2 separate regions of the Homo sapiens genome follow, and region 2 is linked to region 1. The links are chromatin loops, found by intact Hi-C in ENCODE. Cell type or tissue: heart left ventricle. All regions are shown on one strand. Links, peaks and the distances in the headings refer to the core of each region. The heading gives the core; the rest is flanking DNA.

Region 1 (15,729 bases), core at 6,177-14,176:
TCTCAGACCTCAGCCTCCCGAGTAGCTGGGATTACAGGCACCCACCACCATGCCTGGCTATTGTTTGCCCTTTTTTGCCCTTCTGCCATGTGAGGACACATAGAAGGTGCCATCTAAGAGGAACGGGCCCTCACCAGACACTGAATACCTGGCTCCTTGATCTTGGACTTCCCCACCTCCAGAACTGTGAGCAAGACATTCTGTTGTGTATAAATTACGCAGTCTAAGCTGTTTTGCTACAGCAGCCTGAACAGACTGAGACACCCACATTTGAGAGTTGTTTCCTGGGGCCACTTCTGGCACCAAACACGCAGTGTTCAATTGGAAAAACAAACCATTCTAGATATTTTAAGCAGAAAGGGATTTAAATTACGGAATCAGATACTGTAAAAACTGCTGGCAGGTCTAAAGGAGCAAAAATCCAGGGAAGTTTGTCAAAACAGCATGAAGAAAGATGCTAAGTAGCATGAAAAAATCCAGGAAAGTAAGGTGTTAGTTTCCAGGTTCATCATGACAGCTATGGGACGGGGACCTAGGAAATTGCTGCCCCCTGTTCCCTGGTCAGAAACCTCCATGATGCTCAAACGCCCAACAGGGAGGGGCAGCCTCGCAGCGGGTGCCTGGAGGTGGCTGCAAGGCCTCAGGTGTGCTGAGGTCCCCACATGCCCCCTGCTTGCGGCCTCGGCATCCCTTTGTCTTTCAAATAATGCAGGAGTACCTAAACTTGGTCCTTGGCAGAATGTAAATCCTGGAACCCTGGAGGCAAGAGGGTCTGGGAAATGCAGTTCTAGGATTCCGAGGAAGGCAGTGGAGATAAACCGTGGCTGAAGATAAAAAGAGGGAGAGAAAGCTCCCTAATGTCTAGCACACTCCATTAGAAACCTGGCCGGGCGCGGTGGCTCACGCCTGTAATCCCAGCACTTTGGAAGGCCGAGGCGGGAGGATCACGAGGTCAGGAGATCGAGACCACGGTGAAACCCTGTCTCTACTAAAAATACAAAAAAAAAAAAAAAAAGAAAAGAAAAATTAGCCGGGCATGGTGGCGGGCGCCTGTAGTCCCAGCTACTCGGGAGGCTGAGGCAGGAGAATGGCGTGAACCCAGGAGGCGGAGCTTGCAGTGAGCCGAGATAGCGCCACTGCACTCCAGCCTGGGCGACAGAGCGAGACTCCATCTCAAAAAAAACCAAAAACCAAACAACAACAACAACAAAAAACTTCTTTCTAATCAGGAATTCAGCTCTCTTCATTATACTCACTCTTTCTGTGAATCTCCTGACCCCCCCCCCCGCCCCCCGACAGGCTATTTCTCAGGGCCTGGTCCACAGGCCAGGTGTGCCCCATCCCAATCCTACTAAAATGTGCTCTCTGCAGGCAGCCTTTTTAGGACCACCATTAAGTACGCTGACAACCAAAACTTTCCTTTTCTCCAAGCTGTGAAGCTAAGGTTTCTGGAGTTTCCAATGGTTGCAAAGCCCACATAACTCGCTGAGCAACTGAGCTTGTGTCTGCTCCCCCTGTGCTGGCACACTGCCCAGAGTGGCAGCTTGCGAAGTCAGGAGCAGGATGGGGCATCTGAGACGGCCCTGCCTCCTCAGTACGCTTCAGCACACTCCAGTGTGTGAGTACAAGGCAGGAAGCGCTGGCTGCTGTCATTCCCTTTGTCCTGAAGAATGACAAATAGTCCACTGTAGGGTCCCAGCGGCTTCCCTGCCATGCCCAACTCATACCCTCAGTATAAATTACAAATTTACAGTTACACACCCTACCATCATACCTTAGCAGAGAAAAAAAATTAAGCTGAGTTACAAACTAGATGTTATTAAAAGCCTAAAGATTATGGTTACAAAGAAAAATATAACTATTACAAATTCTCAAGGCTTAATTATTTTTTCTTTGTAAAGACAGGCAGGCTGGACACAGTGGCTCATGCCTGTAATCCCAGCACTTTGAGAGGCCGAGGTGGGCGGATCACCTGAGGTCAGGAGTTCAAGACCAGCCTAGACAACATGGTGAAACCCTGTCTCTACTAAAAATACAAAAATTAGCCAGGTGTGGTGGTGTGTGCCTGTAGTCCCAGCTACTCGGGAGGCTGAGTCAGGATAATCGCTTGAACCTGGGAGGCAGAGGTTGCAGTGAGCCAGGATTGAGCCACTGCACTCCAGCCTGGGCAACAAGAGCAAAACTCCGTCTCAAATAAATAAATAAAGGCAATTAAAATGTAAATTTGTAAAACAACAACAACAACAACAAAATAAAGGCTTGTGATACTACCCACCAGAATAGATCAAGCAAAAATTTGGATCCGGTAATTTTTTTTTTTTTTTTTTTTGAGATGGAGTCTTGCTCTGCCACCCAGGCTGGAGTGCAGTGGCGCCATCTCAGCTCACTGCAAGCTCTGCCTCCCGGGTTCACACCATTCTCCTGCCTCAGCCTCCCAAGTAGCTGGGACTACAGGCGCCCGCCACCACGCCCAGCTAATTTTTTGTATTTTTTTAGTAGAGACGGGGTTTCACCATGTGAGCCAGGATGGTCTTGATCTCCTGACCTCGTGTGGATCTGGTAATTTTTAAGTCTTAAAAATTCTTTGAACTCAGAACTGTAAATAATGAAGAGATGTCCAAAGCATTGGCAGGCCTTGCACAGAAATTTCCTGGCTGCTTGAATTTCAAACCTCTCGCCTTCCCAAGTCAGTGAGCACCAAGCTTTGGGAATGATTCCCAACCCCAGGGAGCCCTCGAAACAGCTGAGGTCCTGGGCTTTCCCTGGAGGTGTTGGTTTCCGTTGTTTGTTGTTATTGTTGTTTTAAGATTCCCAGGTGCTTCTAATATGCAGCCACAATTGAAAACCTCTGGTTTAAGGGTTAAATAAGGCGGACATCTCAACTGTTTTCATATTGCTACTTCACTACTTCTACTACTCCCAGAAATAATCTAGTAACTATTTCCAGTCCCACAATGTAATGGTCTTGAACTGATGCCATTTAAAGTTGTGTTCACCTGGCCTGTAACAGCCACCTTGACTCCTTTCATAGCCTGGGGTTGTGGCTGACTTTTGTGACTTTCCCTGAGTGAAATGGTGTGTGCACTAGAGTTACTGTCTTCTCTCCTGGCTGGCCATTTTGAAATACCTTCCACATACAATACATGCCTACTTATTTGCTTTTTCTCCCTTTTCGTTGATCAGGACTTAAGAGTTTTGAAAGTTGATTAAAATAAATATTCTTCAGAACTTGAATCTGGCTGTCAAGAATGTGAGTGAAGCCCCATACAGTGGCTCACACCTGTAGTCCCAGCAGTTTGGGAGGGCAAGGCAGGAGGATCACTTGAGCCCAGGAGTTCCAGACCAGCCTGGGCAACATAGTCACTCTGGTTGGGGCATGCCCTCTGCACCAGCTCTGGGAGGTGATTCTGCCTGTTTTGCTGACTGCCCAACCTCACAGAGTGGTTGTGTGTTTTTCTAAGCCTAATCGATCAGCCTTCTTGGTGGTTCTATGAGCTGCTTTTTCAGTCCATTCCTTTTCTTAAATTGGCCAGAGTCCTTCCATGTTTGCAAGAAGAATCCCAACTGCTATGACTCTTATTCTAATTAAAATAAAATTCAAACTCCTGTCATGGTCTCAGATAGGTGACCTGGCCCCTGCCCACATCTCTGGCCTTTCTGTCCTTTGTCCTCCCTGCTCCAGCCCCTGGCCTGGCTTCTTTTTTTTTTTTTCCTTTTTGAGACAAAGTCTCACTCTGTCCCCCAGGCTGGAGTGAAATGGCGCAATCTCGGCTCACTGCAACCTCTGCCTCTCGGGTTCAAGTGATTCTTCTGCCTCAGCCTCCTGAGTAGCTAGAATTACAGGTGCCCGCCACCACGCCTGGCTAATTTTTTTTATATTTTTAGTAGAGACAGGGTTTCACCATGTTGGCCAGGCTGGTCTCGAACTCCTGACCTCAGGTGATCTGCCCGCCTCGGCCTCCCAAAGTGTTGGGATTACAGGCGTGAGCCACTGCGCGTGGCTGGCCTGGCTTGCTTTCATTCTCCCTACATGCAGCCTGGGCCATCTCAGCCCCTTCCCAGAGCTCACCTTCTGCCTGCAAGCCCCATCTCCCAGATCTCCAGGCTGTCTCTTCTCATTTGGCATCACTTCAGGGCCCTGTGTGTTTCTCTTTCTCTTTTTTTTTTTTTTTTTCTGAGACAGGGTCTTGTTCTGTCACATAGGCTGGAGCGCAGTGGCACAATCATAGCTCACTGCAGCCTTGACCTCCTGGGCTCAAGTGATCCTCCTACATTAGCTTCCCAAGTAGCTGGGACCACAGGTGCACACTACCATACCCAGTTAATTTTAAAATTTTTTTGTAGAGATAGGGTCTTACTATGTTGTCCAGGCTGATCTTGAAGTCCTGGGCTCAAACAATCCTTCTGACTCAGCCTCCCGAAGTGTTGGGGTTATAGGCACGAGTTTCCAGTTTATTTGGGTAAATACCAAGGAGCATGATTGCTGAATTGTATGATAATAGTATGTTTAGTTCTGTAAGAAACTGCCAAACTGTCTTTCAAAGTGGCTGTACCATTTTGCATTTCCACCAGCAATGAATGAAATTTCCTGTTGCTCTACATCCTCAGCATTTGGTATTGTCAATGTTTTTTATTTAGCTGCATAAACAATCATGTCACCTGCAAACTACAACAGTTCTTTTTTTTTTTTTTTAAACTAGTTTATATAAATAGAGACAGGGTTTTGCTATGTTGCCCAGGCTAGTCTCAAACTACTGGGCTCAAGTGATCTGCCTGCCTCAGCCTCCCAAATTTCTGGGATTACAGGCATAAGCCACCATGCCCAGCCAGTACAACAGTTTTAATTCTTCCTCCCCAATCTGTCTACCTTTACTTTTCTTTTCTCATCTTGCATTAGCTAGGACTTCTAATACAATATTAAAAAGCAGTAGTGAGAAGGGACATCCTTTCCTTGTTCCTCATCTTAGGGGGAGGACTAATTTCTCACCATTAAGAATATGATGTTAGCTGTAGGCTTTTTGTAGATGTTCTTTATCTAGCAGAGGAAGTTCCTCTTTATTCCTAGTTTGCTGACAGTTTTTTTTATCATGAATGGGCGTTTGATTTTGTCAAATGCTTTTTTTTATATTATTGATATGATATTATTTTCCTTCTTTATTATTATTATTTTTTTGAGATGGAGTCTTGCTCTGTTGCCCAGGCTGGAGTGCAGTGGCCCAATCTTGGCTCATTGCAACCTCCGCCTCCTGGGTTCAAGTGATTCTCCTGCCTCAGCCTCCTGAGTAGCTGGGATTACAGGCACCTGCCACCACACCCGGCTAATTTTTGTATTTTTAGTGGAGATGGGGTTTTTGTATTTTGTTTTGTATTTTTAGTAGAGACAGGGTTTCACCATGTTGGTCAGGCTGGTCTCAAACTCCTGACATTGTGATCCGCCCACCTCGGCCTCCCAAAGTGCTGGGATTACAGGTGTGAACCACCACGCCCAGCAACATCAGCTGATTTTTAAATATTGAGCCAGCCTTGCATACCTGGGATAAATCCCACTTGGTTATGGTTTTTTAATACAACATTGTTGGATACAATTTGCTTATATTTGTTGAGGATTTTTGCCTCTGTGTTCATGAGAGATACTGATCTATTTTTTTTTTTTAAGCCAGGATCTCATCTTGTCACCCAAGCTGGAGTGCAGTGGTGCAATCCTGGCTCACAGCAGCTTCAGTCTCCTAGACTTAAGTGATCCTCCCACCTAAGCCTCCCAAGGAGTGGGGACTATAGACATGCACCACCACGCCTGGCTACTTTTTCATATTTTTTATAGAGATGGGGTTTTGCCATGTTGACCAGGCTGGTCTCGAACTCCTGACCTCAAGTGATCTGCCCACCTTGACCTCCCAAAGTGCTGGCATTACATGTGTGAGCCACTGCGTCTGGCCCTAAAATGTCTTTAACCATGTAACACATATTTTAATACCAGTTATACATTTATTTGGGAGCGGTGGCTCACTTGTGTAATCCCAGCACTTTAGGAGGCCTCTACAGCTTGCCTCTGGTAAATATGTTGCTGACACTCTGCAGACTCTTGAGGAAGTAGATGTCTGTTTGAAAACCATTTTCCATCTAATCATTCAAATGCTTAAATTAGGGATTAAAATGAGAGACATTTCAACTCTCTGAAAAGACAATGCCACCCCTTTTTCTGTTCCACTGGCTTAAAAGTAAGTGGGTTTCCAAATCCTACACCTTAGGGTCTAATTGGTGGGAACAGCCTAGTAATTTATCCAACTGTTCATTGATATAATTCAATAGGCATTAACTGAGCACTAGCTATGTGCTAGGTAGGCTCTGTGGACTGGGCTAGGAGCTGGGGATGCAGAGGTAAGACAGAGCCTCTGCCCTCAGGCAGTTTACATTCTATAAAGAGAGGGTGACATAAGTCACATAAATCAGAAACGAGAGATGCTATGAGAAATAAACAAGCGATTGCTGATGGAGGAGGGAGGCAGAGAGAACTCTACATTACTAAAGCTGAGAAAGGCCTCTCTGAGATTACTTTGATAATAGAGTGAGTGAGGACTGAGGATGGGACAAGGGTGTGGGGGAAGATTGTCTCAGGCAGAGGAAGCAGCAAATGTTAACGTCCTGGTCTGGTAGGGAAGGCCCACAGGGCTGCAGAGCAGTGAATTAGGAGGATGGCGGGAGAGGAGGGTGGAGGAGTCATCAGTATCTTAGTATGGAAGTTAGCTTTTGTTCCAAAGTACAATGGATACTTTGAAGGTTTTTAATCAAGGGATTAGGACTTTTAAAACACTACCCCTCTGGCTATAGCGTGAAGAATGCCAGTAGGGGTGACACAGCAAGAACAGTTAGGAGGATCAGGACTGATTCATGGCAGCATTGCCTGTAGTGCTGATGCCAAACAAGCACTTGTGCTCATTTGTAAAAATACAGAGTTCTGGCCAGGCTGGTGGCTCATGCCTGTAATCCCAGTGAGAGGTGAAGCCAGCTGGACTTCCTGGGTGGAGTGGGGACTTGGAGAACTTTTCTGTCTTACAAGAGGATTGTAAAATGCACCAATCAGCACTCTGTAGCTAGGATTGTAAAATGCACCAATTAGCGCTCTGTAGCTAGCTAGAGGTTTGTAAAATGCACCAATCAGCACTCTGTAAAAATGCACCAATGAATGCTCTGTAGCTAGCTAGAGGTTTGTAAAATGGACCAATCAACACTCTGTAAAATGGACCAATCAGCGCTCTGGAAAATGGACCAATTAGCAGGACATGGGCAGGGACAAATAAAAGAATAAAAGCTGGCCATTCCCCCTTTTTCCACCGCCCCCTGCTTCCGCCAGCAGTTGCAACCAGCTCCAGTCTCTTTCTGGGTTGTGGAGGTTTTGCTCTTTCCCTCTTCCCAATAAATTTTGCTGTTGCTCACTTTTCGGGTCCCTGCGGTCATTAAGAGCTGTAACACTCACTATGCCATCTTTAAGAGCTGTAACACTCACCGCGAGGGTCCGTGGCTCCGTTCTTGAAGTCACGGAGACCACGAACCCACCGGACACCAGCACTTTGGGAACCCTTGGAGGCTGAGGCAGGTGGATCACCTGAGGTCAGGAGTTCTGAGACCAGCCTGACCAATTTGGTGACACTCTCTCTCTACTGAAAATACAAAAATTAGCTGGGTGTTGTGGTGTGAGCACATAATCCCAGCTATTTGGAAAGGGAGACAGGACAATTGCTTGAACCCAGGAGGCAGAGGGTGCAGTGAGCGGAGATCGTGCCATCGCACTCCGGTGTGGGAGACAGAGACTCCATCCCCCCTCCAAAAAAAAGAGGTTTTTTTTTGTTTTGTTTTTGTTTTTGAGACGGAGTCTTGCTCTGTCACCCAGGCTGAAGTGCAGTGGCGCGATCTCAGCTCACTGCAACCTCCACCTCCTGGGTTCAAGCGATTCTCCTGCCTCAGCCTCCCGAGTACCTGGGACTACAGGCGCCCGCCACCATGCCTGCCTAATTTTTTTTTTGTATTTTTAGTAGAGACAGGGTTTCACTGTGTTAGCCAGGATGGTCTCGATCTCCTGACCCTGAGATCTGCCCGCCTTGGCCTCCCAAAGTGCTGGGATTACAGGCATGAGCCACCAAAAAAGAGTTCTTAAGATAGCAAAAAGTAACCACCTGGGCTTGGTGGCTTATGCTTGTAATCCTAGCACTGTGAGAGGCAGAGGTAGGAGAATCACTTGAGGCCAAGAGCTCAAGACCATTCTGGGCAACCTAGCAAGACTCAATCTCTACAAAGTATTAAAAAATGAGCTGGATGTGGTGGCTCATGCCTGTAGTACAAGCTGCTCATGAAGCTGAGGAGGGAGGATCCCTTGAGCCCAGGAGCTGGAGGCTGCAATGAGCTGTGATCATGCCACTGCCCTCCAGCCTGGGAGACAAAGTGAGACACTTTCTTTCTTAAAATAAATAAATAAATAAGAAGGCCAGGTGACATGGCTCATGCCTGTAATCCCAGCACATTGGGGGTGAAGGTGGCAGGATCACCTGAGGTCAGGAGTTTGAGACCAGCCTAGCCAACATGGTGAAACTCCGTCTCTACTAAAAATTATAAAAATTAGCCAGGTGTGGTGGCATGCGCCTGTAATGCCAGCTACTTGGGAGGCTGAGGCAGGAGAATCACTTGAAGTGTGGAGGTGAAGGTTGCAGTGAGCCCAGGTGGCCACTGCACTCCAGCCTGGGCAAGAGAGTGAGACTCTGTCTCAAAAACCGAAAGAGAGAAGAAATGTACAGTCTAAGTAGTAATTGTACTATCTGTAAGCTTAATTCTTCTAGGATTGTTATGGAAATTTATATATTTTTTCGACTCCTTTTTTGAGACAGGGTCTCACTCTGTTGTCTAAGCAAAAGAGTTGTACAGTTATACACAATCACGGCTCACTGCAGCCTTGACCTCCTGGGCTCATACAAACCTCCCACCTCCAGCTTCCTGAGTACCTGGGACTACAGGCACGTCCCACCCCAGCTAATTTTTTTTTTTTTTTAAGAGACAGGGGTCTTGATAATGTTGCTCAGGCTGGTCTTGAACTCCTGGACTCAAGTGATATTCCTGCCTCAGCCTCCCAAAGTGCTGGGATTACAGGTGTGAGCCTTTGCGCCCAGCCTTTACTCTTGGTAACAAGTAGATGCTTTACTGAGACTGTTCACATACAACCCTTTGGGAAACAGAGCCCAGTAAATATTGTGCTTATAAATGCTGTACCCCTTGTCGCCTACAGATACACCTGAAGGAAAGAGTGTCATGAGAGGAATTTGAAAAGCATTAATAATCCCCTAGAGATTCAAATTTATAATCCACAACTTTTATAAACAACCAGATAGTTCTATGGATAATACATTTCATTAAATCTTCTCCAGAAACAAATTTTGTATAGTGTTCACTTATTTCCCTGCCATTAAAAGGTCATTCTTCTTCATATTAACAGCAGAGAATGCCATGGAGTTGCAGTGATTGACTGAGGCATATTCTTTAGAACTCCTCATTACATATTTCTGATTTTAATTCGGAGAATCTGCCTTTTCCTAGATTCATAATGCTAGGACACACAAAAGAGAGAGAGTAGAAAAAGAAGAGTGGAGAGAGTCTGATGACTTATTTTTCACATACTTCAGATGTTCACTTTTTTTAATTTTTAAAATTGTGATAAAATGTATGTAACATAAATGTTATCATTTTAACAATTTTTTGGTGTACAATTCAGTGACTTGAAGTATGTTCACTATGTTGTGCAACCATTCCCACCATCCATATCCAGAATTTTTTCATCATCTCAAAAAGAAACTCTGTACCCATTAAGCAATAACTTCCCAGTCCCCACGTACCCACCAGCCGCTGGCAGCCTCTCTTTTACTTTCTGCCTATGAATTTGCCTGTTCATTCTATGTGCCTCTTATAAATGAAATCACACAATGTTTGTTCTTTTGTGTCTGGCGTATTTCACTTAGCATAATGTTTTCTAGGTTCACCCACGTTGTAACGTGTCAGAATTTTATTCCTTTTGAAAGCTGAATATTCCATTCTATGTGTATCTTTCCATCTGTTGATGGACATTCAGATTGTTTCTACCTTTTGGCTACTGTGAATAATACTGCTATGAACACTAGTGCACAAATACCTGAGTCCCTGCTTTCAATTCCCTTGGGTATATTACTTAGAAGTGTAATACTTGTCCACGTAAATTCTAAAAAGAAAGGAAAGATGCATACCCTTAAATATTACAATTTCAGGAGCAACTCAGAGCTGGTTTTACAAGTCCATGTAGGTAGAATGAGGGCTGCTGAAAAAGTATTCCAAGTATTCTAAAATATAGATGCACTTCTACTGCCTCAAGATGTCGGAAAGTTTCATTTTGATGAGAGCTGGTTATTTGGAAAGGTCCCAAAATGAGAGCTTATATCTAAGAAATGAACCCTCCCCAGTATCACCAATAAAAGGTTGTGAAGTTCTTCATTTTCATAGTTTCAATGTTTTCCCTTTAATGGATTGATTAGAGTGCCCTCATGTGTCTGTATTATTATATTATGGAGGTTTTGAAAAAGATATAATACTAGAATCATCCTAGAATTCTTCTTTATTCAGAAAAATAAAATTTTAAAAAAAAAGATATACTAGAATCATAGAACTGGGGAGAAAATTTAAATATCTTTTTGAAAAAACAAACATTGCCTGCATGCAACTCTGCATGCATGCCTATTCTAGGCACAATGAAAAAATAAATTTTTTATGGCTGGGTGTGGTTAGTCACACTTGTAACCTCAGCACTTTGGGAGGCCAAGGCGGTGAATTGCTTGAGGCCAGGAATTTTTTTTTTTTTTTTTTAGACGGAGTCTCACCTAAGCCTCCCGAGTAGCCGGGACTATAAGTGCCCACTACCACGCCCGGCTAATTTTTTGTATTTTTAGTAGAGACAGGGTTTCACTGTGTTAGCCAAGATTGTCTCCATCTCCTGAACTCATGATCTGCCCGCCTCAGCCTCCCAAAATGCTGGGATTATAGGCATGAGCCACCACACCCTGCCGAGCCCAGGAGTTTGAGACAAGTTAGGCAACATGGCAAAACCCCGTTTCTAGAAAACATTAGCCAGGCATGGTGGTGTGGCCTGTGGTCCCAGCCACATGGGAGGCTGAGGTGGGAGGATTGCTTGAGTCCAGGAGGCGGAGGCTGCAGTGAGCTGAGATTGAGATTATGCCAATGCATTCCAGCCTGGGCAGCGGAGCCAGACCCTGTCTCAAAAGTAAGTAAGTAAATAACTATTTTAAAAGAGTAATCTAAATCACACATACAAAAGAGTTTCTAAGATGTACAGCTACAATGTAAAGAATAAAAAACACACTCCTCCTAGTGAGAAAGAGTATATTACCAGTATCTTAGAAGCTGTGGATGCCCTTCATAAATTGCATCACCCAAGCTTACCCTCAGAGGTAACACTAAACTGAATTTAGTGTTTATTTCCCCCTGCTTCTCTTTATAGTTTTACTACTCATGTTTGTTTCCCTAAACAGTATTTTTAGGTGAGGGGTTCCTATTTTCCCCCCAAATTGAATAAACTGCATAAATTGAACCCTATCGTATGTGTTCTGTGACTTGCTTCTTCTACTTTTTTAAAAAAGAAGGCTGGGCACGGTGGCTCACGCCTGTAATCCCAGCACTTTGGGAGGCTGAGGTGAGCGGATCACGAGGTCAGGAGATTGAGACCATCCTGGCCAACATGGTGAAACCCTGTCTCTACTAAAAATACACAAATTAGCTGGGCATGTATCGGGGGAAAATTCAGCGAGATATCGGGCCGAAATTCACCCCCAATATTTCACGTAGGTTCTTTTCTATTTTCCCTAAGTGTCGGCTGGTCTGAGAAATAAAGGGACAGAGTACAAAACAGAGAAATTTTAAAGCTGGGCATCCGGGGGAGACATCACATGTCGGCAGCTTCCGTGATGCCTCCTGAGCCACAAAACCAGCAAGTTTTTATTAGTGATTTTCAAAAGGGGAGGGAGTGTACGAATAGGGTGTGGGTCACAGAGATCACATGCTTCCCAAGGTAATAAGATATCACAAGGCAAATGGAGGCAGGGCGAGATCACAGGACCACAGGACCAGGGCGAAATTAAAATTGCTAATGAAGTTTCAGGCTCGCATTGTCATTGATAACATCGTATCAGGAGACAGGGTTTGAGAGCAGACAACCGGTCTGACCAAAATTTATTAGGTGGGAATTTCCTCCTCCTAATAAGCCTGGGAGCACTACGGGAGACTGGGGCTTATTTCATCCCTACAGCTCGACCATAAAAGACAGCCGCACCCCGAAGCGGCCATTTTAGAGGTCTACCCTCAGGGACACATTCTCTTTCTCAGGATGTTCCTTGCTGAGAAAAAGAATTCAGTGATATTTTTCCATTTGCTTTTGAAAGAAGAGAAATATGGCTGTGTTCCGCCCGGCTCACCGGCGGTCGGAGTTAAAGGTTATCTCTCTTGTTCCCTGAACATTGCTGTTATCCTGTTCTTTTTTCAAGGTGCCCAGATTTCATACTGTTCAAACACACATGCTCTACAAACAATTTGTGCAGTCAACGCAATCATCACAGGGTCCTCAGGTGACATACATCCTCCTCAGTTTACAAAGATGATGGGATTAAGAGATTAAAGACAGGCATAGGAAATCACAAGGGTATTGACTGGGGAAGTGATAAGTATCCATGAAATCTTCACAATTTATGTTCAGAGACTGCAGTAAAGACAGGCGTAAGAAATTATAAAAGTATTAATTTGGGGAACTAATAAATGTCCATGAAATCTTCACATCCACATTCTTCTGCCATGGCTTCAGCCGGTCCCTCCATTCGGGGTTCCTGGCTTCCCACAACAAGCATGGTGGTGTGTGCCTGTAATCCCTGCTACTCAGGAGGCTGAGGCAGGAGAATTTCTTGAACCTGGAAGGCGGAGATTGCAGTGAGCTGAGATTGCACCACTGCACTCCAGCCTGGCAACAGAGCGAGACGCCGTCTCAAAAAAATAAAAAAAATAAAAAATAAAAAAAATTTTAAAAAAGAGTACTGATTCATTTATTTACTTTCAAGTCTTTATAGTATTCCATTTTATGAATATACTCTAGGTAGGCAGTTGAATTGTTTCTAGTTATTATGACTAAACACATTATAATATTATTTAAACTGCTGCCTTGTGCTCATGGCCAACGGTTTTTCTGAGCTACACATAAGGCATAGAATAGCTGAGTCTTTTTTTTGTCTTGAGATGGAGTTTCGCTCTCGTTGCCCAGGCTGGAGTGCAATGGTGCAATATGGGCTCACTGCAACCTCCACCTCCCAGATTCAAGCGATTCTCCTGCCTCAGCCTCCCAAGTAGCTGGGATTACAGGCATGCACCACCATTCCTGGCTAATTTTGTATTTTTAGTAGAGATGGGGTTTCTCCATGTTGGTCAATCTGGTCTTGAACTCCCAACCTCAGGTGATCCGCCCACCTCGGCCTCCCAGAGTGTTGGGATTACAGGCGTGAGCCACCACGCCCAGCCAGAATAGCTGAGTCTTAAGGTGTACACATATTGAATCTTTCTAGGTGATGCCAATCAGTTTTCTAAAGTGGATGAGAGCAATCTGTAAGAATTCCCTTTTCTCCATATCCTTGCGAGCACTTAGTTGTCTGACTTTCACATTTTGTTTAATCTAGTAGAGTGAAATGTTATCTGTGTTTAACTTTGCATTTTTATGACTATTCTTGAGGTCGGGTATCTTCATATGTTTACCTTTATTTAATCTTCTATGAAATGCCCATTTTTTTTTGTTTTGTTTTGTTTTGAGACGGTGTATAGCTCTGTTGCTAAGGCTCTCACTGCAACCTCCGCTTCCCGGGTTCAAGTGATTCTCTTGCCTCCAGAGTAGCTGGGATTACAGGCACCTGCCACCATGCCCAGCTAATTTTTGTATTTTTAGTAGAGAGGGTTTCGCCATGCTGGCCAGGCTGGTCTCGAACTCCTGACCTCAAGCTATCTACCCATCTCAGCCTCCCAAAGTGCTGAGATTACAGGCGTGAGCCACCGTGCCTGGCCCATCCATGTCTTTTGTCATTTTTTCTATTGAATTATGTATTTTTAAAATAGCAAGGTATAGCATTAGTACAGAGGGGTGCATAAAAAATAAATGGGGTTGAGTACAGTGGCTCTTGCCTGTAATCCCAGCAGTTTGGGAGGCTGAGGAGGGTGGATAGCTTGAGGTCAGCAGTTTGAGACCAGCCTGGCCAAAATGGTGAAGTCCTATCTCTACAAAAATTAGCCCATCATGGTGGCTTGTGCCTGTGTTCCCGGCTACACGGTCCCAGCTACCCAGGAGGCTGAGGTGAGAGGATCACTGGAGCCGGGAAGTCAAGGCTGCAGTGAGTCATGATTGCATCACTGGACTCCAGCCTGGGTGACAGAGCAAGACCATCTCAATAATAATAACATAAATGTACTCTTTAAAGAGTAATTTTAATTCAGGCCGGGCATGGTGGCTTATGCCTATAATCCCAGCACTTTGGGAGGCTGAGGCGGGTGGATCACAAGGTCAGGAGTTCAATACCAGCCTGGCCAACATGGTGAAACCCCGTCTCTACTAAAAATTCAAAAAAATTAGCTGGGCATGGTGGCGGGTGCCTGTAATCCCAGCTACTGGGGAGGCTGAGGCAGAGAATTGCGTGAACCCATGAGACGGAGGTTGCAGTGAGCCAAGACTGTGCCACTGCACTGCACTCCAGCCTGGTGACAGAGCGAGACTCTGTCTCAAAAAAAAAAAAAAAAAAGTAATTTTAATTAAAACAGCTATGTAACCACCACCTAAGTTAAAAAAAAAATGGAATGTTGCCAACACTCTAGAAGCATTCCATTTACCCCTCCCTTATTACAATTTCCTTCTATACTCAGAGGTCATTACTACTCAGACTTTTCTGGTAATTATAATTACTTCTCCATTTTCTTTATAATTTTGTCACCTGGGAATTCTCTTGAACAATATCTTTTAGTATTACCTGCTTTTGAATGTTTTGAAAATGAATTCATACAGTAAATACATTTTTGTCTTTGGTTTCTTATATTCACCATCATGTTTGTGAGATTCACATTGTTTCATATGACTGTAGTTTGTAAATTTGTGTTGCTTTATAGTATCCCATTGTTGATTGGTAGTTTTATTGCTGTCTAGTACACCACAATTCACTGAACTGTCCTACTGTTGATAGACACTTGGGCTGTTTCCAGCTTTTTGTTCTCATGAACAATATAGCTAAGAACATTCTTGTAATGTCTCTGGATACACTTGAGCAAGATTTTCTCTAGGGTAAGTACTACTTTCTAAAGCAGGTGTTCCAGTTTACATTCTTACCAGCAGTATATGAGAATTCGCAGTAGCCTACAAACACCTGCTACTGTCAGAGTTCCTAGATTTTTTGTTTGTTTTAAGACGGAGTTTTGGAGTTTTGCCCTTGTTGCCCAGACTGGAGTACAGTGGCGTGATCTTGGCTCACTGCAGGCTCTGCCTTCGGGTTCAAGTGATTCTCCTGCCTCAGCCTCCCAAGTAGCTGGGATTACAGGCTTGTGACACCACGAGTGGCTAATTTTGTATTTTTAGTAGAGACGGGGCTTCACCATGTTGGTTAGGCTGGTCTCGAACTCTTGACTCAAGTGATCCAC
Region 2 (15,729 bases), core at 4,355-12,354, 98 kb before region 1:
TATATGTATCAGTAATATTTTTTCTCATTCTGTGGATTGAGTTTTGTTGTTTTAATGTCCTCTAAAGAGTAAAGACTTTTCATTTTGTAAACATCCAATCTACCAGTTTTCCTTTTACGTCCCATGAATTTTGTGTTGGATCTAAGAGATCTTTGCCTTTCTCAAGGTTGCAAGATTTTATCCTATGCTTTTTTCCCCAAAGTTTTTAGCTGTTTTATATTTAGTTCTACAATCCATTTTGACTTAATTTTTGTGAATGGTGTGAGGTCAGAGTAAATGTTAATTTTGACTCATCAGACTATCCAATTGTCTCAGCACCATTTGCTGAAAAAACAAACAAAAACCCTCAACCTCCGCCCTTTTCCTCATTGAATTTTCATGGTACTTGTGTTGAAAATCAATTGTAGTAAGTCCCATGTAAGTGTGGGTCTATTTTTGTACTCTGTTCCACTACCTGTCTATCTAGTCTTATGCCAATGCCACACTGTCTTGCTTAGCTTTAGAGACTACCCACAATAGTCTGGTCCAAAGTCAGGTCTAGCAGTTTTGAAAGTAAGGTAGTTTAAGGACTCTACCTGTGTTCTTTTTTAAAACATTGCTTTTGCTATTCTAGGTACTTTGCAGTGCCATATGAATTCACAATCAGCTTGTCAATTTCAATTAAAAAAAATAAATAAACCTGCTGAGATTGTATTTGGATTCTGCTGGATCCACAGATAACTGTGAGAACTGCCGTCTTAACAGTATTGAGTCTTCTGATCTGTGAACATACTCTCTCCATTTATTTATTTATTAATTTTTTATTTTTTATTATTATTATACTTTTAAGTTTTAGGGTACATGTGCACAATGTGCCGGTTAGTTACATATGTATACATGTGCCATGCTGGTGTGCTGCACCCATTAACTCGTCATTTAGCATTAGGTATATCTCCTAATGCTATCCCTCCCCCTTCCCCCACCCCACAACAGTCCCCAGAGTGTGATGTTCTCCTTCCTGTGTCCATGTGTTCTCATTGTTCAATTCCCATCTATGAGTGAGAACATGCGGTGTTTGGTTTTTTGTCCTTGCGATAGTTTCCTGAGAATGATGATTTCCAATTTCATCCATGTCCTTACAAAGGACATGAACTCATCATTTTTTATGGCTGCATAGTATTCCATGGTGTATATGTGCCACATTTTCTTAATCCAGTCTATCATTGTTGGACATTTGGGTTGGTTCCAAGTCTTTGCTATTGTGAATAGTGCCGCAATAAACATATGTGTGCATGTGTCTTTATAGCAGCATGATTTATAGTCCTTTGGGTATATACCCAGTAATTTATTTTGATATTTAATGTGATCAGCAATGCTTTGCAGTTTTAAGTGTACAGATCTTGCACATATTTTGTTAAATTTATCCCTAAGTATTTTGTATTTCTAAATACTACTGTAAATGAAACTGCATCTTAAATTTCAATTTTCTGGAGTCTCGTTCTGTCACCAGGCTGGAGTGCAGTAGCGCGATCTTGACTCACCGCAACCTCCGCCTCCCGGGTTCAAGCAATTCTCCTGCCTCAACCTCCCAATTAGCTGGGATTACAGGCATGCACCACCACGCCCTGCTAATTTTTGTATTTTAGTAGAGACGGGATTTCACCATGTTGGCCAGGATGATCTCGATCTCTTGACCTTGTGATCCACCCGCCTTGGCCTCCCAGAGTACTGAGATTACAGGTGTGAGCCACCGTACCCGGCCAAATTTCAACTTTCAAGTGTTCATTGCTAGTTCACAAAAAAACTACTGATTTTTGCATACTGACCTTGTATCCTGTGACCATGCTAAATTATTAGAGGAAATTATTAGTTCTGGTAACTTTTAAAAATAGATTCCTTAAGGTGTTCTATAAAAAGGATCATGTCAAATGCAAATTGTTATACTTCTTTTCCAATCTGTGTACTTTTATTTCTTTTTTCTTTCCTTACTGCACTAGCTAGGACCTCCAACAGAAGATGAAAGAGGACATCACACTGTATTACTAATCTTAGAGGCAAGTTATTTGGTTTTTCACCATTACATGTTGATGTTACCTGTGGATTTTACAGAGGTACCCCTCAGCAAGTTGAGGAAGTTGCCTTTTATTCCTAGTTTGGTGATAGCTTTTGGTACAAATGGCTGGTGGATTTTTCTGAAATGCTTACTCTATCTATTGAGATGATGAAATGGTTTTATTCTTTATTTTGTTGATATGATTAATTATATTGATTTTCTAATGTTTAACCTTGTATATCTGGGATATATCCCAGTTGATCCTGATGTATCATCTTCTTACCAAATGCCATTTACTAATATTTTGGTAAGGATGTTTGGATTTATATTGCATTTATAAAAGATATTGGAATGTCGGGTGCGGTGGCTCATGCCTGTAATCCCAGGACTTTGGGAGGCCAAGGCAGGCGTATCACGAGGTCAGGAGTTCGAGACCAGCCTGGCCAATATGGTGAAACCCCATTGCTACTAAAAATACAAAAATTAGCCGGGTGTGGTGGTGCACACCTGTAGTCCCAGCTACTCGGAAAGCTGAGGCAGGAGAATCACTTGAACCCGGGAGGCAGAGGTTGCAGTGGGCCAAGATTGCACCACTGCACTGTGGCCTGGGCAACAGAGCGACACTCTGTCTCAAAAAAGAAAAAAAAAGATATTGGGGATGGGCGTAGTGGCTCACGCCTGTAATCCCAGCACTTTGGGAAGCCAGGGTGGGTGGATCATGAGGTCAGGAGATGGCAGGCAGGTCATCTGAGGTCAGGGGTTCAAGACCAGCCTGGCCAACATGGTGAAACCCTGTCTCTACTAAAAATACAAAACTTAGCAGGGCATGGTGGCATGCACCTGTAATCCCAGCTACTCAGGAGGCTGACTCAGGAGAATTGCTTGAACCTGGGAGGGGGAGGTTGGACTGAGCTGAGATTGAGTCACTGCACCCCAGCCTGGCAAAAGAGCTAGACTCTACTTCAAAAAAAAAAAGGAAAAAAGAAATCCACCCCCATGGTCTAATCATCTCCCACCATGCCCTACACCCTATCTCCAACACTGGGGATTACATTTCAACATGAAATTTGGGTGGGGACAAATATCCAAACTATATCAACAATCTACTTAAATGTTAATTTTGAGTTACACTAGAAAAGGAACTCTGCTGGCCGGGCGTGGTGGCTCACACCTGTAATCCCAGCACTTTGGGAGGCCGACACGGGTGGATCACGAGGTCAGGAGATCGAGACCATCCTGGCCAACACGGTGAAACCCCGTCTCTACTAAAAATGCACAAAATTAGCCAGCCGTGGTGGCGGGCGCCTGTAGTCCCAGCTACTCGGCAGGCTGAGGCAGGAGAATGGCGTGAACCTGGGAAGCGGAGCTTGCAGCGAGCTGAGATCACACCACTGCACTCCAGCCTGGGCGACAAGAGTGAGAGACTCCGTCTCAAAAAAAAAAAAAAAAAAAAGAAAAAAAAAAAGAAAAAGAACTCTACAATAATATATTTCCATTTAACTCCCCCAACTCATAGTGTTGTATATCAGATCTATAGGTATGATAAACCTATCAATAAAGTATTGTTTTTACTTTAAATATTGATGTCTTTTAAAGAGATTACAAGAAAGAAAATAAAAAATAAATTAGTATTTTATACTTATTGATATCTACTGTTTCTAGTGCTCTTCATTCCTTCCTGTATATCCTTTAGCATTTTTCCCCCCATACACCCACCCCTTTAATATTTCTTTTAATACAGGTCCCCTGGTAACAAATTTTCTCAGATTTTTGTTCCCCCGGAAATGTCTTTACGACACTTTCATTTCAGAAAGACAGTTTGCTAGATATAAAATTCTCGGTGTATTTTTTTCTTCAGCACTTTGTGTCATTTCAATATATGCAGCATTTATACTGTCTAATGAGAAGTCAGCTTTTAATCTTATCTTTCTTCTGTATGTAACATCATTTTTCTCTGGGTGCTTTCAAGATTTTGTCTTTATCTTTGGCTTTCATTAGCTTAAATATGATAGGCCTAGGAGTTGTTTCCTCTGTGTTCATCCTGCTCTTGGTTTATTAAGCTTCTTAGATCTGTACATGAATGCTTTTCACCACATTTGAGAAGTTTTTAGCTATTACTGTGTCAAATGTTTAGGTATTTCCTTTCTATTCTTGGATTTCAATTTCACATATACTGGACAACCTCATATCATCCCACAAGTCACTGAGATTTCTGTTCAATTTTTTTCTATGATTTTTGGATTGGGTAATTTCTACTAATTTATATTTCAGTTTACTGGTTCTTTCTACTGCCGTACCTAATGTTATGTTGAGACCATGTAGCCAATAAAAATTTTTTCACCTATTTTGCTTTTCAGTTTAGAGTTTCCATTTTTGTAGTTTCCATTTCTCTGTAAAGATTTCCTGTCTGGGGCTGGGTGTGGTGGCTCATGCCTGTAATTCCAGCACTTTGGGAAGTTGGGGAGGGGGAGCATGGGATCACTTGAGCCTAGGAGTTCGAGACCAGCCTGGGCAAAATAGTGAGACCCTGTCTCTATAAAAAAGTTAAAAAGTGAGCTGAGCGTGGCGAAGTGTGCCTGTAGTCACAGCCACTTCAGAAGCTGAGATGGGAGGATTGCTTGAGCCCGGGAAGGCTGCAGTGAGCTGTGATGGCACCCACTGCACTCCGGCCTGGGTGACAGAGCAAGACCTCGACTAAAAAAAAATTTTCTGTCTGTGCATCACTAACCCTGTATTTTCTCTTAATTCTGACACATTTCCCTTTCATTGTCTGAATATATTTGTAATAGCTTTTTAAAAATTGTTTAAAAAACTAACAAAATTTGTCATTTTAACCATTTCATGATAGCTGTTTAAATGTGCTGTCTGGTAAAGCCAACATCTGGTTCCTCCTGGTGCTATTGACTGCCTTAGTTCCTAAGGGTTTCACTTTCCGTTTTCTTACCATGTGCAGTAATGATGGATAAAAACAATACTGTTGATAATACGTTGCAGCAACACTGCATTCTAATGGGTTAGGTACTCTGTTTTATAGGTAAGAGCTATGTGCTGCAATTTGACTAAATTCACATACAAACTGATTTCTACTCTGTTCTTATGGCTTACCACTTTTTATTTTATTTTTTGAGACAGAGTCTCGCTCTGTCACCCAGGCTGGAGTGCAATGGCGCGATCTTGGCTCACTGCAACCTCTGCCTCCCCCGGGTTCAAGCAATTCTCCTGCCTGAGCCTCCTGAGTAGCTGGGATTATGGCGCCCACCACCACGTCTGGCTAATTTTTGTATTTTTAGTAGAGACGGGTTTTCGCCATGTTGGCCAGGCTGGTCTGGAACTCCTGGCCTCAAGCAATCGCCCACCTCAGCCTCCCAAAGTGCTGGGATTATAGGGGTGAGCCACTGCACCCAGCCTTTTTTTTTCGTTCTTTTTTAAGCCCATCAGCTATCATTAGTATTAGTGCATTTTATGTGTGGTCCAAGACAATTCTTCTTCTAATGTGGCCCAGGGAAAAGATTGGACACCCCTAAATAATCCCTAAGACCCTGAGAGGCCTACCATGGTTCCCTGGATGGTACCGACACAAATGGGAATTCAGAAAAGAAAGAACTTAGCGGGCACTGGGATGAATGGCCGTAGAAGGCCACAAGGATGGGTCGTGGAAGTGGGACTCGAAGGGTGGACCACGGCTGGCTGGGGAATGCACTTCAGGGGGCGACAGCATGAGCGAACCCAGTGTGGGAGAAAACCTCATAGCCTGGTGGCAGGGGAGGTGCAGAGGGCAGACCCAATGAGAACAGGAAGGCTGGGCCGGTACAAGAAATAAGTGGAGATCAGATTGGAAGAGGATGGTGAAGACAGTGGCTACCAAGACACTTGCCATTCAGGAAAAGTCCACCCGGGGAATTACTGGGTCAGGGAGAATCCAGGTATAGTAGAGCAGGGTGTTAGCAGCAAAGACACTTAAGAGAAAAAAAAAAAATAGCAGGCCACCGGAGAAAGTACTCATTAACAGAAAGACTGGAAGTGGAGCCTAGAGCCAAAGACAATGTAAGCTAGGAACCTTTGTTAGACCAGACCTGGTTGAGAAAGAAAGAGAAACAGGGAGGATGGGAGAGAATAGGGGGTAGAGGGGCGAGAGAACACACGCTCCTGGTGTAGAGGAAAGAATTTGGAAACTACCAAGGAAATCCTGAAAGGAGGAGTCAGCTGAGTCCCTGCTGACTTGGTTTCTCTTTCTACTGTGACCTCAGACAGAGAGGTAGAGATGTGCACGGGAAGACTGGAAACAAACACACCGAGTTCAATACAGAAATACCCAGTCACAGGGTGGGGCTTCTTACTCTAACAGTTCCAGCCTAAAATGCCAGAAAAATAGTGGAAACACCAAAGCAGGAGAGTTGAATTAAGCCACTTGGCATGGAGAAGGTGACAGACACACACGGTATCGCTGAAGGCTCTTGTAAGCGTCTCCAAGGTTGACAGACGGCACAGAGTACAATTTGTTCCACTACACTTGGCCACATTCTTGGGCCTACTAGATGCCAAATGCCACTAGCTTTACAACAGCTCTCTGCTGACTAACAGCTTTTATAAGCCAAATGAAGTTGCTTCCAATTTACATTAAATGTGTACTTCTTGGCTGGAGAAATTTGTCACTGTTAATCATTTACTTTTGTACAAAACAACCTTTATTTCTATTACATGATTAATAATTCTTCTAATGTCATAACCACCCAAATATATATCAAAACCACAAGGACACACACATTCCACAAGTTTGAGCAAATCTTCTCCATGTGATTTCTGTGGGACAGGGGACCAGTCGCACCCAGGCTGGTAGGACAACGATCTTATTATTAAGTAAAGCACGTCACAGCACCAGGAAGCCCAGCTCTCCAGCAACTTTACAAGTTTCTGAGCACTAATGACACATGGCATTGTGGTCAGACTGCCACCTCTGCATACCAACCACGGGCCAGTTACTTTACATTCTTTCTGGTCAGCGGGAAAACTCATAACATAGGAGCAATTATCATCCCAAGTGTGTGGATGAGGACTCCTGAGGCTCAGAAGGTGCATGGTATGCCCTGGTTGACACAGCCAAGGTGACACATGGCTACACTATGGCTTTCTAACCAAGGTCCAGCTTCCCTTTCTTCCTTACTGACAGTGCCCAGTTGCATTGGGGTGGCCACGTGCCCAGGTGAAGTACACATTTCCAAGGCTGCTTAAACCCCCATGACCAAGTAACTGGGTCCTGACCGGGGAGGTGTTGGGGAAGCTCCTTGACAAAAGAGCCAGAGCCAGAGCCGGCACGTCCTTCCCTGGCTCAGACCTGGAACACCACTGCAGAGGTGCCGTCTGGTGCACGCCAAGACGGAGTCACTTGCTAAGGGTGGCAGATAGAGAGAGAAGGTGCCTATTCCTGATGACACTGTGGACTGCCGTGCCACCACAGCCTGCTCATCTTCAGCATCCTTCTTACTCTGCCTCTGGGGGTTAGGCCTCTGCAGTGGGATCAGCTACCAGTAGCTTGATTTAGTGCTTGTCTGCTTCTGACACCTGGGGCCGCTGCCGAGCCTACACAGCTAGGCTCGTTGCTGGGGGAGGATACAGAGGGGAGAAGAATTTCCTGCCGTTTCCCACAGTACAGGAAAGTCATCAAGAACTCTTAGGAAAAAAAAGGCATCCGCTAACAAATAAGTCAATTATAGAAGATTACAAATTGTAAAAATTTAACTATGAAAAAAATCTCCCCTCTAAATACACTACTACAAAATATATCTAAGATGGGGCTGAGCACAGTGGTTCATGCCTGTAATCCCAACACTTTGGTAGGCCAGGGCGGGAGGATCACTTGAGGCCAGGAGTTTCAGACCAGCCCGAGAAACATAGCAAGACTCCATCTCTATTGACAAGAACAAACCAAACAAAACCAAAACAAAACAAAAAAGCAAGAAAAGAAATCTAAAACGAGTAAAACCTAATATATAAAAAATTGCATGATGAATGTGGCTTTAATTCAAGAGCTATGAATTTCTGGCAAGTAAATTTTAAGGCCAAAATAAAGAGAAGCTGGGTAGTGACTATGATAATGGATGTGGCATTTTTTTTTTAATTTTGAAATTCATCATAACCCTAGTAAAAATAGTTCTAAAAGAGAGCATTGTTAAATGCCATAAAACATTCTATTTCCTTGTTGGTTTTTCCCCTATTTACATCCTTGTTGGTTTTCTCTATTTACATCCACAAATGGTTTGGCAATGACAGAAACAGTTTAAATGAAGCCCCCACACAGAATTGCATGCAGACTGGAGACCCAGAACTCGGAGCCCCTCTCCCAGGGCCCCATCCATCAAGCCAGGCAAAATTGGGGTTCCAGGCAACAAAAACCATCAATCTAGACTGTACATGAGTTCCCGCCTAGATCTCTACAACCACATGACAGCAAATAATCTCAGCAGTAAACGTTTGGTGTGACACAACAGGCATTAAGTGAACAATATTTATGATCTCCAATATTTTTCACATTATAGCCCACATAAAAAATGCTAATATCTGTACTGCACACTGGGATAGAAGAGCAGGTTGCTCGCAGTGGAGGGACCCAGCTCCCAAAGGGCTGCAGGGACCAACACCACAGCACGCAAGTAGCCAGTGATTCCTAGAGCCCACCTAGGACCTGCGCCACTCACAAAGGTAAGTCATTCAGGGAGCAGAGAAAAGGCATTTCCTCAAAAGCCCCCTTCCCCTTTTTTCGGGGAACAGAGTCTTGCTCTGTCGCCCAGGCTGGAGTGCAGTGGCACGATCTTGGCTCACTGCAACCTCTGCTTCCCAGGTTCAAGTGATTCTCGTGCCTCAGCCTCCTGAGTAGCTGGGACTACAAGCGTGTGACACCACACCTGGATAATTTTTGTATTTTTAATAGACGGGTTTCACCATGTTGGCCAGAGTGGTCTCGAACACCCGACCTCGGATGATCCACCCCCCTCAGCCTCCCGAAGTGCTGGGATTACAGGCGTGAGCCACCGCACCTGGCTTAATTTTTGTATTTTTAGTAGAGACAGGGTTTCATCATGTTGGCCAGGCTATTATCAAACTCCTGACCTGACAAGATCCAACCACCTCAACCTCCCAAAGGGCTGGGATTACAGGTGTGAGCCACTGTGCCTGGCCAAAAGCCCATTTTAACAGGAAAGTGGGTCCAGTCTCAGGCACTTAATAAGAGCCTCCCTACTCACCGCCAAAATGAGAGCTTTCTAGTACTTAAAAGTGGAGAACTATTACCACTTTCTATTATCACACACATCCATTACTGCAATTAAGAACACAAAGCCCAGCCCTTGCGGTGGCTCACGCCTGTAATCCCAGCACTTTGGGAGGCCGAGGTGGGCAGATCACGAGGTCAGGAGTTCAAGACCAGACTCACCAACATGGTGAAACCCCGTCTCTACTAAAAATACAAAAATTAGCCCGGCATGGTGGCGCGTGCCTGTAATCCCAGCTACTCAAGAGGCTGAAGCAGGAGAATTGCTTGAACCTGGGACACGGAGGTTACAGTGAGCCAAGATGGCACCACTGCACTCCAGCCTGGGCGACAGAGCAAAACTCCGTCTCAAAACAACAACAACAACAACAAAAAACAACAACAAAAAAGCCAACTATTAAACTGACAGTTGCTTCTAGTTTTTAGTAGTAGTAGTGATAATATTCATCGTTAGCAGGGTTGGAAGTATAAATTCAATTGAATGATTTTTAAAAACCCACTTGGCAATACAAATAAGAATGGTAAAAATGCTCTCAACATTTACGCTAGTAATTCCATTCCTAAAATGTATTCTAAGGAAGTCAGTAATATCCATAAGAAGGTGTGTAGAAGAATGTTCATGACCAGCTCTTTACAATAAATTATGGGACATCTATTTGAACAATGGAATACAATGCAAATGTTAAAAATCATATTTTAGGACCGGGTGTGGCGGCTCAGGCCTGTAATCTCAGCACTCCGGGAGGCCAAGGCATGTGGATCACCTGAGGTCAGGAGTTCTAGACCAGCCTGGCCAACATGGTGAAACCCCATCTCTACAAAAATACAAAAATTAGCCAGGCATGACGGTGGGTGCCTGTAATTCCAGCTACTCAGGAGGCTGACGGGGGAGAATCGCTTGAACCCCAGAGGGGGAGGTTGCAGTAAGCCAGATCATGCCATTGCATTCCAGCCTGGGCAACACAGCAAGACTCCATCTCAAAAATCATAATAATTTTAAAAATCATATTTTAAAAGACTATTCAATGGAATGAAAATGTTTATGACGTAATGCTTGTCTCTGTGCTTCTCTGTTAGGTGTTTTTGAGAGCTTGCACAGTTCTGGGTCTTAGAAAGTGGCGACTAGAACAAAGCCACTGTCTCACAGGCCTTAAAATCTACAAAGGGAGACGCACAAACTACTTAACAGCAGATTCTGATAAACACTGGGGGAGAAAATTATGGTGTCACGGGAGAGAACGAGGGACCTAATTTTGACTGGAGGCTCAGAAAAGGCTTTTCTGAATCACAGACCCAAAGATGAGCCCTGAGGGAGAAGTGGGCCTGGTCCCGCAGCAGGGCCAGCACTGGGCAGCCTGAGAGACAGGCAGAGTGGGCAGGGCCAGGGTGGTCAGGACCAGGGCGGGTAGGGCCAGGGTGGGCCTGCCAGCAGCTGGGATCCTGCAGCTACAGGTGGGTCCTGTCCGCCAACTCCCAGGCACCATCCTGAGGCCAGAGAAAAGGTTTCCAGAAGGGAAATGACAGAATCTTCCCTTTTCAGAATGAGGGGGGCTAGACACGGTGGCCCACGTTTGTAGTCCCAGCTACCTGGGTGGACCGCTTGAGCCCAGGAGGTCGAGGCTGCAGTAAGCCATGATCATGCCACCACACTCCAGTCTGGGTGACAAAGCAAGACCCTGTCTCAAAAACCGAAACAAAACAAATCAGACTGAGGAGGGTACTGTGCAGGGAAGGCCGGAGAAAGACGCAGAAGGGGCAACCAGGAGCCACCAAGATCCCAGGAGCAAAGGTGGAGCCTGTACCGGGGGCAGGAGAGGCCAGTGCATGAGGTGCTTCCGAGGAGAACTGACTGGGGTGATCTGATGGGCTACAGGACCTCAATTCTGTTACACAAAAAGTGTGTGTGTGGTATATGTATTATATAGTTTAATATATAATTCCATCTTTTTTTTTTAATTTAAAAAAATAGACAGGGTCTTGCTGTTGCCCAGGCTGGCCTTGAACTTATAAGCTCAAGCAATCCTCCTGCCTCAGCCGACCAGACTGTTGAGATTACAGGTGTGAGTCACTGCACCCCACCTATTTTATCTCTCTCTTTCTTTTCAGTCTCTGTAGAGACTGTCAAAAATCGCCAGTGCTGACTACATTTCAAGTTGTTATGGTGGGGTATTGGAAAGTTTCCAATTAGCAATAATCGCACCTTGGACAAACTTCATTGGCTATGACACTGCCACTGTGCAAAGCTTTATCTATTTTTGTAATTAGAAAAAAGTTGTGCAGTTTTATACCAACATGTTAACAGCAGTCTTACCAGGTGGCCGAGGCGGGCGGATCACCTGAGGTCAGGAGTTCTAGACCAGCCTGACCATCATGGAGAAACCCCGTCTCTATTAAAAATACAAAAAAATTAGCCGGGCGTGGTGGTGCATGCCTGTAATCCCAGCTCCTCGGGAGGCTGAGGCATGGCGCATTGCTTGAACCCGCGAGGCGGAGGTTGTAATGAGCTGAGATCACCCCACTGCACTCCAGCCTAGGCACAGAGTGAGATTCCATCTCAAGAAAACAAAAACAAAAACTAGGAGCAAGGCTTAAGGGGAGAGGGGATTATGACACAGAGGGGTATGCTTTGCTTGTGTCTTGTCAAAGTAATTTAAATTCCTACATTAAAAAGGTATGTGGTGTGCCTTCTGGAAGAGCCAAATTTAATTTGAAAGCCACTAAGAAAAAAAAAGGGGAAAAGGCAAGGAACTGCTACACCCAAAAGCCATTGTAATACAATTTCCTGTTACATGACCGACATTCCTAAACTTAAGTGTTTCTTTCTTCCTTCTCCTCTTATTAATATTTCAGCACGCGTGTTCAGTAACACCAAACGGTGGTTCCCTTTCAAGAGGAAGTGAGAAAGAGGAAATGTACATGTTATCTAAATTCCTTTTATCTTTTTCATTAGCAAAATATCTTTAGTACAATGAAGAATCCTGTGGCAGGATCTTGTCACCAAGACAAAGGGCTAGGAGATTAGTGTTACCATTTCTCTATAGCTTTTTTGGTGATGCATATTGTTAGAATTAAGCCAAATAAATATCCCGAGGAGATCTGCATTTCTGGTTAGCATCTTTTCCAGTGTCTGACAACTGAGGTGAGGGTTTTGGCTGGACTAGTACACAGAACTTTCACTGGTGAGCAAGCACTGATTGAGCACATGCTCTGCAACATGGGAGGCCTTGTGGGCACAGAGGGATAAACTCCCAAGATCCAGGCCTCCAGAGACACTGCCTAAGACAGGGAGAGCAAGACGGGAACATGACAATCTGCCAACACAATGCCCAATGCATGGAGCATCCTTGGGGTTAGAAATAAATTTCTGAGGCCAGGCAAGGCAGCTCACACCTGTAATCCCAGCACTTTAGGAAGCTGAGGGTGAGTGGATCCCCTGAGGTCAGGAGTTCGAGACCAACCTGACCAACATAGTGAAATCCCATCTCTACTAAAAATACAAAATTAGCTGGGCGTGGTGGCGCATGCCTGTAATCCCAGCTACTTGGGAGGCTGAGGCAGGAGAATCACTTGAATCCGGAAGGCAGAGGTTGCAGTAAGCCGAGATAGCTCCATTGTATTCCAGCCTGGGCAATAAGAGCGAAACTCCATCTCAAAAAAAAAAAAAAGAAAGAAAGAAATTTCTGACCAGGCATGGTGGCCCACGCCAGTAATCCCAGTACTTTGGGAGGCTGAGGCAGGCGTATCGCTTCAGACTAGGAGTTCAAGACCACCGTGGGCAACATGGTGAAACCCCGTCTCTACAAAAAATAGAAAAATTAGCCAGACATGGTGATGTGCGCCTGTGGTCTCAGTTACTTTGGAGGTTGAGGCGGAGAATTGCTTGAGCCCAGGTCAAGGCTACAGTGAGCCGAGATTGCGCCACTGCACTACAGCCTCGGCGACAGACCTTGTCTCAAAAAAAAAAAAAAAGAAAGAAAAAGAAAAAGAAAGAAATGTCTTTGCTGTGGAAGTTTGAATAGGAACAGCTCGATCCAGGTGGAAGAACCAGGAAGAGCCTGTGTAAAAAGGAATCTGAGTGGAATCACAGAAGCTACTAGAATCCAGATAGGTGGTGATACTTCCAACCAACGAAATCATATGTCAGAGAGACCCAAAGTAAGCAAGCGGGAAGAGCTGTCTGGGAGGCCATGCTGTGTGGCTGAGACACTGCAGAGAGCTCCTCTGTAGAGGGGAGCATGTGGGGAGGATAAGACCAGGGTCTGGGAGGCCCCAGGAGCTGCAGCAGAGCCAAGGTGGGAGTCAGGCTGGCCAGCTGCCAGGGACGTGGGGGGCAGCCATGTATGGATGCCCAGGGAATGAGAGGAGGGGAGAGGGACCCTGATAAACTCCATGCCCCACAGACATGAGGGAAAGGAGAAGCAACCCCTATGAGGATGGAAATGAGAAAAGAATTCTTATCTGAGGAATCTGAGTCCTTTTAAATTATTAGGCCCAGAGAGACATTAAACTGAGAGAACAATCACATTCTACTTCCCCCTTGAGGCATGTGTTCACCTTTTTTTTTTTCTGAGGCAGAGTCTCGCTCTGTCGCCCAGGCTGGAGTACAGTGGCACGATCTGGGCTCACTGCAAGCTCCGCCTCCTGGGTTCACACCATTCTCCTGCCTCAGCCTCCAGAGTAGCTGGGACTACAGGCGCCCGCCACCATGCCCGGCTAATTTTTTGTATTTTTAGTACAGACAGGGTTTCACCATGTTAGCCAGGATGGTCTCGACCTCCTGACCTCATGATCTGCCCGCCTTGGCCTCCCAAAGTGCTGGGATTACAGGTGTGAGCCACCGCGCCTGGCCCACTCCCTTTTCTTATTAAGCAGATGGCCCCTGATTCACTGAGCAGCTGGTGTGGACACTGTTCTCAGGAAGGCTGCCTCTCAGTGCACATCCTGACCACTGGCTGTCTTCTTTATGCCCTTCCTTATTTGATCTAATATAATCAGTTTATCAGTTTGTTTGTTTACATTTCTTCCCTAACCTCATTCCATTAAAGTTTTAAATCACTTAAACATGATAAAGTGGGGGGAAAGAACTGGATTAATCAGGATTAGGAAATTACAGCTGACACAATATTCAGGACCAGGAAAATGTATCAATGCTGAGCCACAGACTGGGCACCCCTCAGCAGATCAGAGGGAGGGTGGACAGGCAGGATACAGGTCATCCACAGAGAAAAAGCCCATGCCAGTTTCTCAAGGAAAGCAGAACCCTTTCCTAGCACTCGCATCCAAACAAAGTTCTCACATAAGTCTTCCTAGAGGGGACACCATGTGATAAAGTGCTTTGCTATTCTAAGGGGTCCAGGGGGCCATGGGCCTCCCCTGGGAGTTACTGAATTGGAACCTCACCCTCACAGGACTCATAGGCACCATCCTGAGTGCTATAATTAAGAACAGTGAGTGCAGTGAGCTGACGACACCCCCACCTACCCACACCATGCAGATGTTCCCCCTATAACCCACTGCAACCAGAGAGAAAACAAGTCCCAGGCTTCCGCAGAACAGAAATATTTTGCATATTTAAATGCAAACTTAAATGATCACTTATGCCAATAACTATCCAATGCTCAAAATATGATACTCATAACCAAAAAACTTACCTTTCCAATTCCTTAAATCTATATTTAAAGAGCAGCTCCTCCCATAAGAAATATTAATCTAGTGGCCTAGTTTTTTTCTACAGGAATTTTTGTAAGTTTTCAGTAATTTATGTGCAAAAGACTAATAAACATATCATTTGACATACACATTATATCCTTACACAGAAAATACCCTTGAGTCTTTTACTTTTTCCAGAAATTTCCATTTTAAAGTATTTTAATTAAAAATATACCCAAACATGCTAGTTACATGGGTGGGTTTAATATGCAAAAATTCACTATGCTGTGTGCTTAGAAATTGTGCACTTTTAAAGTAAATTTTACTTTAATTAAAAGTTAAGGCTGGGTGTGGTGGCTTGAACTTATAATTCCAGCACTTTTGGAGGTTAAGGCCGCTTGAGTCTGGAAGTTCCAGTCCAGCCTGGGTAACATAGTGAGATGCCATCTCTAGAAAAAATTTTGAAAACTGGCCAGACGTGGTGGCACGCCTGTAGTCCCAGCTACTTCAGAGGCTGAGGTAGGAGGATTGCTTGAGCCTGGAAGGTCGAGGCTGCAGTGAGCATTGACCTCACCACCACACTCCAGACTGTACAACAGAGCAAAACCCTCTTAAACAGACAAAACAGTAGGAGTGGCTGGGCATGGTAACTCACGCCTGTAATCCCAGCACTTTGGGAGGCCTAAGAGGGCGGATCACAAGGTCAGGAGATTGAGTCCATCCTGGCTAACACGAAACCCGTCTCTACTAAAAATACAAAAAATTAGCCGGGCGTGGTGGTGGG

Evidence for each region. Hi-C counts contacts between places; a loop is a spot of excess contacts. Peaks named below come from ENCODE experiments on the same cell type or tissue, not always from the same donor. Only the 100,000 strongest peaks of a DNase experiment are listed, where the experiment ranks them.
Region 2: it touches region 1 in a loop (2.1-fold over the local background); 6 of 110 quality-filtered maps call a loop at or near these places.

What each region holds. Positions count from the first base shown.
Region 1 is chr13:21,123,468-21,139,196 of GRCh38, forward strand. No RefSeq gene overlaps it. Among named protein-coding and RNA genes, the nearest start is that of SAP18, 8.8 kb to the right of the region's middle. RefSeq lists an enhancer at 6,537-7,045. In heart left ventricle, for the core only: a CTCF peak has its summit at 10,578 (motif pointing left); no DNase peak of the experiment used is centred there.
Region 2 is chr13:21,027,127-21,042,855 of GRCh38, forward strand. The region is part of intron 2 of LATS2 (large tumor suppressor kinase 2); the gene reads right to left. It also overlaps the pseudogene RNU4-9P. Among named protein-coding and RNA genes, the nearest start is that of LATS2, 27 kb to the right of the region's middle. RefSeq lists enhancers at 6,861-7,361, 8,362-9,186, 10,278-11,266. In heart left ventricle, for the core only: a CTCF peak has its summit at 7,590; a DNase peak (open chromatin) is centred at 7,577; H3K4me3 peaks cover 371 bases; H3K27ac peaks cover 3,215 bases.